Regions from separate parts of the Homo sapiens genome. Here regions 1 and 3 are each linked to region 2. Evidence: chromatin contacts called from ENCODE Hi-C or POLR2A ChIA-PET data. All regions are on one chromosome and are shown on one strand. Each heading gives the region's core, a stretch centred on a gene start or an enhancer-like site at or near the end of the contact. The rest is flanking DNA. Distances are from core to core; before and after follow the strand shown. Region 1 has its middle 240 kb from the start of BCL2. Region 2 overlaps BCL2 (BCL2 apoptosis regulator). Region 3 has its middle 270 kb from the start of BCL2.

Region 1 (2,700 bases), core at 95-2,594, 200 kb before region 2:
TATCTCATCTTGAATTGTAGCTCCCATAATTCTCACGTATTGTGGGAGGGACCCAGTAGGAGATAACTGAATCATAGGGGCAGTTTTCCCCATACTGTTCTTGTGGTAGTGAATAAGTTTCATGAGATCAGATGGTTTATAACCATCTTTTCGCTTGGCTTTCATTCTGTTTGCCTGCCACCATGTAAGATATGGCTTTGCTCCTCCTTACCTTCCGCCATGATTGTGAGGTCCCCCCAGCTATGTTGAATTTTGAGTCAATTAAACCTCTTTTTTTAAATAAGTTACCCCATCTCAGGTATGTCTTTATCAGCAGTGTGAAAACGGACTAATACAGTTGTACAACCTATCATCACAATCAACTTTACTTACTCAGTTATCAGTTGATGCATACTTGGGTAGTTTCCAGTTTGGGCTATTATAAATAATGCTGCTATGAACATTTGTGTGCAAGTTTTTGTGGACATGTGATTCATTTGGCGTGAGTATATATGAGGAGTAGAATTGCTAGGTCATTTGGTAACTTTATGTTTAAGCTTTTGAGGAACTGAAGACTGTTTCCGAATGACTGTACCATGTCAGTGTAAGAGGGTTCTAATTTTTCAACATCCTCACCAATGCTTGCTATATTTGTCTTTTTTACTATAATCATCTTAGTGGCTGTGAAATGATATTTCGTTGTGGTTTGATTTGCATTTCCCTGATGGATATTTAAGGGTACTCCGTGATACTGGGTTGATCATTCTATTTCCAGGTGACTTCACTTCTAGGTATTTTTTCATTTATGTTTCCTAAAAAATTAATTTTTAAAGAGAAAAATCATCATAGGATACTCAAATTTCCATTTTAAATTTAAGATCACAGGGTTTTATTCTTTGGTTTGTATTTGGATCTCTTTTTCTCTCACATTGAAAATCTGGTTTCTAATGACATTAGCATAATTACATATTTGTTTCATTCTACAAAATACATATAATAGTTTCACAAGAACAAAACCAATATTTAAAAATTTTGTTCTATTCTTTTTGTCCTTATTGTATGCCAAACTGGATGTACAATTAGATTACTGCAATGCACCAAATTGGTGGTTCTTAACAGGAAACAGCTGCAATCCTAAGAATCTTTGAGAAGCGTCCATCAGCTGTCTAAGCATGCAGCAATGAAGCAGGTGGTTCTCAAGTATTCACTGGGCATATCAGGTCTGCCCCAACACCTGGTTACATCCTTATTTGGAGACTGATAGCCTCAACTCTTCCCCTACCAATCAGATTTCATGGGACTGCAAACTTTAACACAGAGTAATACAGAGAAGGGGATGCTGGGAAATGCAGTTTCAGGCTTCTACCTTACACAATTCAGAGAAGACTGTAGGAGGAAGTGGTGATGATGCCAAGCTGATACAGACACAGACACATCCATTCAGTGCATCAATCTTTATGTCTTCTCTTGTCTTACTAGCCTCCAGGAAAATGTTGAATGGAAGTACTGAGAGTGAACATCTTTGTCCCGTTCTTGATTTTATAGGGCATGCTTCCAACAATTCTTCTGTAAGGATGTTTTTTGTACATACTTTCTCAGGTTAAGGAAGTTTATTCACTTCTAATCCTAGTTTACTATGTTGTTTTTTTTTTTTAAATCATGAGTTAGTGTTGAATTTATCAAATGCTTTATCTGTAACTATTGAAACAATCATATGATCTTCTTTCTTAATCTTTTAAAGTGGTAAATATCATTTGATTATCTTTTCATCCTGAACCATCCTTGCATTCTAGGGATAAATCCTAAATGATTTTTTAAAAATAGATCTCTGGATTTCGTTTGCTAATATTATGTTAAGACTTTGATAATGTCTGTGATTGAGATTGGCTTGTGATTTTCCTTTCTTATCTTCCCCTTGTTTGGTTTTGGCATCCAGGTTTTACTAGTTTTATGGAATTCTTACTACAGCCACAGGCCCTGCATGAGACAGGCCATCACTACTTCTCTAATCGCATTTCCTACCACCCTCCCTGTTACACACTCTACTCAGTCTTACAGGTTCCATGCTGTTTCTCAGACAAATGAGTGCACATCCCCGCCTGACCACCCTCTCTTAAAGCTCTGTCTCCTCAATCTCTTTCATTGTTCTGCTTAGCTCTTATCATTACCTGATATATGATCAACTTACTGTGTTCTGTCTCCCTCCCTCTTCCAGAAGGCAGTGTCTATGAGGGCAAGGACTTTGCCTGTTTTGTTCCCTGTCATTCCCTCAGCACAGTGAACCATATTTATCAAATAATAAATATTTGTTCATCAGTGAATAAATGAATATATTTATCCATGTTTGAAGAAAAGAGGAAGGTTTCTGTACGTGATCCACTCAGAAGTCAGATTTTTCATTTGAAAAAATTGTAACTTCTATTTATACTAGAAAAGGGAGGAAATTCTTACACATAAGCAGCATGCAGAGAAATACTGCTGAAGATATCAGTCTGCTCTGCTGCAGCTGGTAGCAGGAATAAGACTGATTGGCCAACTGTCCATTCTATTCCAAACTTTCCTTGTCTTTTTCCAGCATCTCAGTTGGTTGAAATTCTTTGCTTGAGAAAGAGACCTACGTTTTCAGTCCTGAGGAGTTTGAGTCCTTGGTGATGCTGCCCATGTGGGGTTGATGTGTAGTGCTTTGTTAACCTTGACCATGAAGCAGGCAGTACAGACATC
Region 2 (2,700 bases), core at 54-2,553:
TCTATTGAATGCTCCATTTAATTTCATTTTGCAATTAATGAAACTTTCAAGACCTATTTCCCCTCTTTTGAAAAATTTCTAGTTATTTTTTTCTTGCCTTTTGGGTAATTAGGAGCAGCAAACTACTTCCACTAAGAACTAAAGGCAGTAAGTATGGCAACAAAAATACCAAATGTCAAAACAAATGTCATTTTCCGAGTTCTGAAACGCCCATCTCTCAGAATTAAAAACATTCCATGTCACCTCTACGGGTCTTTGGTTGCTAGCTCTCAAATGGATTCACGTTCTGATTTCAGTAAAATTCAACCAAAAGCTTTTAGGGTTTTTAATCTTCCTTGACAAAAATACTTAACCTTCTCCAGCCTGGGAGGTACCGTCTTTTCCTGCCTGTGAAACTCTACCAGTTTGGTAATAAAACAAACCACTAATTTAGTTGTTTATTATTCTTAGCCTAAAGATGTTTGCGTGGCTAGCTGAGTACAAATGTACTGTATCTGCGCTTCTTCTTTTTAAAGTTTTAAACAAATAATCACTGAACAAAATCAGCCAGGAATGATCTTCTGCTCATGGGAACCGTATCCCAACCCAGAACCACACGCAGAAGAGTGCAGGGCCTCGAGGTCTGTTATCTCACCAAATAACTTTCCCTATGTGGTGAAAAACTGGTTAAATCACTTTTCCAGCGATCCCGGAATTTTCAGTTCAATTCTATCCCTCCTAAGTCACCAGGGCCTCTTTGGTAATGGATGAAACCATGAAGTTTGGTTCAGAGGAAGCAAAGACACATTCAAATGTGAGACTCAACTGCTCCCCGAGGATTCTTCCTGCTTCCTAGTTTTAGGTAGATCAAGAGCACTTTTAAAATAAACTTGGCGTTTGTTTCCTATTCCAATGGAAAATCTGACTGGAGACTCCACAGCGACAGCAAAGAACCCTTACTTTTCTGGACAATCAAAATCCGGCTTTTGTCACTCTAACTGCAGCAGGTCAGCACACAGGGTACCAGTGTGTCCCTGAGCGCGCTGACGAATGGATATGGTGCTGGCAGCCTTGGCCTGGGGGCACTTCTGAGGAGCTTTAAAAAATACTAATTCCTGGGTTCCCCTCTCCAGCCCAGATATTTTTATTAAATTGGTCTGAGATGTGGCCTGGGTGGCAGGATTTATAACACTTCCTGGATGATGTTAATGGAAGCCCTTTGAGGTAGAAGAAGGTAGACAGGACTGACTGGGAGCGCATCATCAACCACCTCTGCCTCCCCACTAAGAAGTCTAAGAATACCCCAAAATAGGGGTGCAGTGGTTGAGGAGAAAAGAGAGGAAGTCACGTATACTTTTGCAGGCTTTCATGCAAGGACCCAAGTGTGTGTGCTAAGCACAGTCCCCAAACAGGGGACCCCAGAAGTCCTATTCCTAAGATCTGAATTGCACCAAAGGTAGAGAGACTCTTCCTGGGGTTATTTGAAACAAGGCAGACTTTGCCTGGCATGTATGCGCCAGACCCAGCCTCTGCAGTGCTTATGTGGCAATGCTTAAGCAGCTCCCAGCACTCGACAGGGTACTTTAAACAACTTCATTAGTTTGAAATTTTAAATCCAAAAAAAGCTACCTTCAAATGTATGACTCAAGAGCATAAAATTTCAGAGCAGAGAACACCGCCAGGCTAGTAGGTGAAGCATCTTATTTTTAAATGGCAAGGGGGAACCTTGAGTAAATATTTGGTTGCAATGTATTCCAGGGGTGGGGGGTTTGGACGGAGAGGAACCACTGGTTTTTATTCAAAATCCTCCTCCCGCTGGGCCCAGGTCAGGCCTACACAGCTCTGGCTACAGACTGTGAGAATCCTGGAAGGCTCCAGGGGCTGGCTCCCACCATGCTCCACTCCAGCAAGGGCAGACGCCAGGAAAAAAATGGAAAGGGGGAGTCAGGCATGGAAGGTTTCAGACTTGCTGCAGGCAAAAGGCTGCAGAGCATCCCCAGGGAGCAGAGACCTCACAACCAGGCTCCCTACCTCGCTGTCCTTCAGGGCCGCCCACAGCTGGCTCACCTGCAGCTGCACCACCCAAGAGACAGAGACAGGCTCACACGCAGCAGCTGGAGAGAAGGGGCTGGAATAAGGATTCTTTCTAAACGGAAAAATAAAGATCACTGGGGGAACTTCTCGCCCATCCAGCAGTTTGTGTGTACTCAGCTCCCCTGGCAGGGAATGAGGGCCCGTTGTTCCCTGCTGAAGACCATTGCCCTGGAGATGGGATGGGTGGGAAGAAAAATGTCAGTAGGGGCTCTGTCCTTGCTACCTTCTCTCTCTGGCTGACCTCTGGAATTCTCTTTCTGGCTGACCTCTGAAACTGAGTTCTGGGAACGGAAGGGGACCTTGTGATGCTCCCAACATCTCCCCAAGAATGCACGCCCTTAGTTGGAGCTGTAGCTAGGTAAGGAGTCAGCTGCAAACTGCACCCTCCCCACAATCTTGTGACAGGGGAACATATGCAAATATGAGATGGGTCACTGCCGGGGAGGTACTGGATGGGGGATGTGTTCAGGAGGCTTCTGCCAGCCATGGACTGAACATATGTCAGCCATGTGGTACGGTTCTTACACAAAAACAGAATCCTGAGTTTGGTTTCACAAACAGGCTCATCTCTCATCTCTGAGTGTGTAGCGGGAGAGGGTGCACCGTTTCCATGCAGGGCAAATCTGT
Region 3 (2,700 bases), core at 69-2,568, 230 kb before region 2:
TAATTATATCTATTTATTCTTACATTTAGGCATTTTGTTTCACCCACTGTTACCAGAAAGTGTTAGGGAAATCTAAATACTGTTAATTTCAATATGCCTTTGCCAATAGACTATTTTTGATAAAATGCTTTTACCTTATCAAGGGCTTTACATCTATTTTATTTGAGACATTGGAGCTGCTAATTTAGTTCATTTAATTTATGGAAAATGTCTGTCATCCTATGAACAAATTGATAAAGTCAATCCTCATTGTCTAACCAATCAGTGAAATTACTGAGGCTTTCTGTTAGAAACAATCCGCCCTCATTCCTCAATTCAAGTGAATGTGTTAAGATGTGTCTCTGAGACAGTATCTCACTTCAAAGAGTGCTGTGGGATAAAGCTTACAGACTTGCCACCCACTGCATGTGAGTTTCTCTCCTTGCTTGCTTTCTCTCTGGTGGCAAGTTCTCTGTCAATACTTAGGAGATAGAAGAGGAGAAACAACAGTTTAAAACAGTCTGAGCATCTAAGTTGGATTAAAAAACTCCATCTCTGAAGCTATGTTTTCCTTTAACAGAAATATGTGTGACTGCAAGTTTATGATGTTTTGATTAAACACCAATATGTCAAATTGCCCTTGGCTTGATGCTCTAGTCTTTATGTTCTGGGGCACCCACAAGAGGTGCACTTTTCTTTTGTAAGGAGGGAGAAGAGCAGTTGTGAATGGGAGGTTGGCAAAGGAGACCTGGTCCGTTCTCAGCAGGTCAGTATCTGTCAAAATTCTCAAGGAAGTTGCAGATCTGGAAATCTGTTTGCATTAACCCAACTCTAGAGTGCCTACGCCTGTGGAGGCCCACAGACTTTTGAGGAGAGGTACAAAGAGTTGGATTAACAAAAATATACTCCCAGATCCCCAACTTCCCTGGGAGTCTTGCCTGATACTGATGTTCCTCTTGCCTGAAAGAGTTCCTACCACCACCCAGAAGGTTAGCAAAGCAACCCTCCTTTCTATTCTATAGGGTTTATGAATGAGGACCAGAGGCTTCCAGACCCTTCCCTTCACCCCTACCCCAGACCTGCACCCTCTCCAACCACATGCTCAATGTTGGGAAGAGTCAGGTGCATGGTGCCTTTAAATATGAAACTTAGAATGCAAGTTAGGACCAACATGATTAAAATATTCTTTTTTTCTTTTTGAGACAGGGTCTTGCTCTGTTGCCCAGGCTGGAGTGCAGTGGTGCAATCATAGCTCACTGCAGCCTCGACCTCCTGGGCTCAAGCTATCCTCCCCACCTCAGCTTCCTGAGTAGCTGGGACCACAGGCATGCGCCGCCACCCTGGCTAATTTTTTTTTTTTTTTTTTGTAGAGATGAGGTCTTGTCATATTGCCCCTGCTGGTCTTGAACTCCTAGGCTCAAGCAATCCTCCCACTTCAACGTCTTAAAGTGCTGGGATTACTGGTGTGAGCCACTGCACCCAGCCTAAAATATGGTTCTGATTCTAGTAGACAATGAGTTTTCTGGAATAGTAGTGCAAATTTTAATCCAACCTAAAAAAATTCAAAATAATTATTAGTCAATATTCTAATTCACATTGTGGAGGAAAAACTTTTTGCTAGATTCACACGTCAGTAGTTTTATAAGCAGGCGTGAAAACACAGTAGTCAAGAAAAGGAAACCTCAATCAAGTAACAGCAGGAAGCCTTCACTCACTCCACCTCCAGTAGCCTTTAAAAACAGAAACAAGGGGCCGAGCGTGGTGGCTCATGCCTGTAATCCCAGCACTTTGGGAGACTGAGGCAGGTGGATAACTTGAGGTCGGGAGTTCAAGACCAGCCTGGTCAACATGATGAAACCCCATCTCTACTAAAACACAAAAATTAGCTGGGCATGGTGGTATGCACCTGTAATCCCAGCTACTTGGGAGGCTGAAGCAGGTGAATTGTTTGAACCCAGGAAGCAGAGGTTGCAGTGAGCCAAGATTGTGCCAATGCACTCCAGCCTGGGCTGCAGAGCAAAACTCCATCTGCAAAAATAAAAATTAAAAAAAAAAAAGAAAACAGAAACAAGCAACATATGACACACAAAATACACCTCTCCTCGAGCAAAGGCTAGAGCATTTTTCCAAGATGGGTTTTTCTTGAAGTTTGTTTCAGAGGGAGTAGAAAGGCCAGGAATCACCGCAGATGCACTTGAGCCCCACTGGGAAGGGAGACGGCCTTATCTCGAGCACTGGCTTGGAGGATGGGGGCTGGGAATATGTAGGAGGGAAAAGAAAAGAATGAGCTTGTCAAGTTTTGGTTGTCTCAGTGCTTCTGAAATAGGTGGAAATTATAGCTCAAGTCCCTTCACCATGGGAACATCTGGAATATAAGTACTTCTGTGCACATTAAGAGGACTATTTATAGTTTTCTACGAATGTTAGGGAAGGCAATTATGTAAAATACTACTATATTATTAGGTATCTGAAAAATACCAGGCTTGCAATAACTGTTTGCAAAGATCTAAAAGCGATTCAGACTTTCACAGATCTGTCTTCTCCAAGTCGGTAAGTACTGGTTTATTTTCCTGATGCAGCAACACCACTCAATTTGAGCTCAAGTCTCTGCTGACACCAACAAAGTGATGTCATCAGGCGTGTTCATCCTGCTGGAGTCCTGTTGGTGCTGGTTATACCACTTGAACTGAGGAAATGTAAGCCCACTTCTGGGATTATCTG

The links. A loop is a pair of places that touch in the nucleus more often than their neighbours do. ChIA-PET counts read pairs that join two places held with the same protein, here RNA polymerase II (POLR2A). Pooled maps may share reads with other maps.
Region 1: a pooled map shows a loop between it and region 2 (2.9-fold over the local background). The contact joins two enhancer-like sites. A Hi-C loop is called at or near these places in 2 of 50 pooled maps. POLR2A ChIA-PET finds 5 or more read pairs at or near these places in 2 of 52 experiments (PC-3 and T-cell).
Region 3: a pooled map shows a loop between it and region 2 (2.0-fold over the local background). The contact joins two enhancer-like sites. A Hi-C loop is called at or near these places in 1 of 50 pooled maps. POLR2A ChIA-PET finds 5 or more read pairs at or near these places in 2 of 52 experiments (H1 and activated CD4-positive, alpha-beta T cell).

What each region holds. Positions count from the first base shown.
Region 1 is chr18:63,078,052-63,080,751 of GRCh38, forward strand. No RefSeq gene overlaps it. Among named protein-coding and RNA genes, the nearest start is that of BCL2, 240 kb to the right of the region's middle. Within about 2 kb of position 1,345, at least 2 of the 41 ENCODE cell types and tissues checked have a DNase peak (open chromatin) inside an H3K27ac peak, as active enhancers do.
Region 2 is chr18:63,283,053-63,285,752 of GRCh38, forward strand. All of the region lies in intron 2 of BCL2 (BCL2 apoptosis regulator), which reads right to left. Among named protein-coding and RNA genes, the nearest start is that of BCL2, 35 kb to the right of the region's middle. Within about 2 kb of position 1,304, at least 6 of the 41 ENCODE cell types and tissues checked have a DNase peak (open chromatin) inside an H3K27ac peak, as active enhancers do.
Region 3 is chr18:63,049,518-63,052,217 of GRCh38, forward strand. No RefSeq gene overlaps it. Among named protein-coding and RNA genes, the nearest start is that of BCL2, 270 kb to the right of the region's middle. Within about 2 kb of position 1,319, at least 2 of the 41 ENCODE cell types and tissues checked have a DNase peak (open chromatin) inside an H3K27ac peak, as active enhancers do.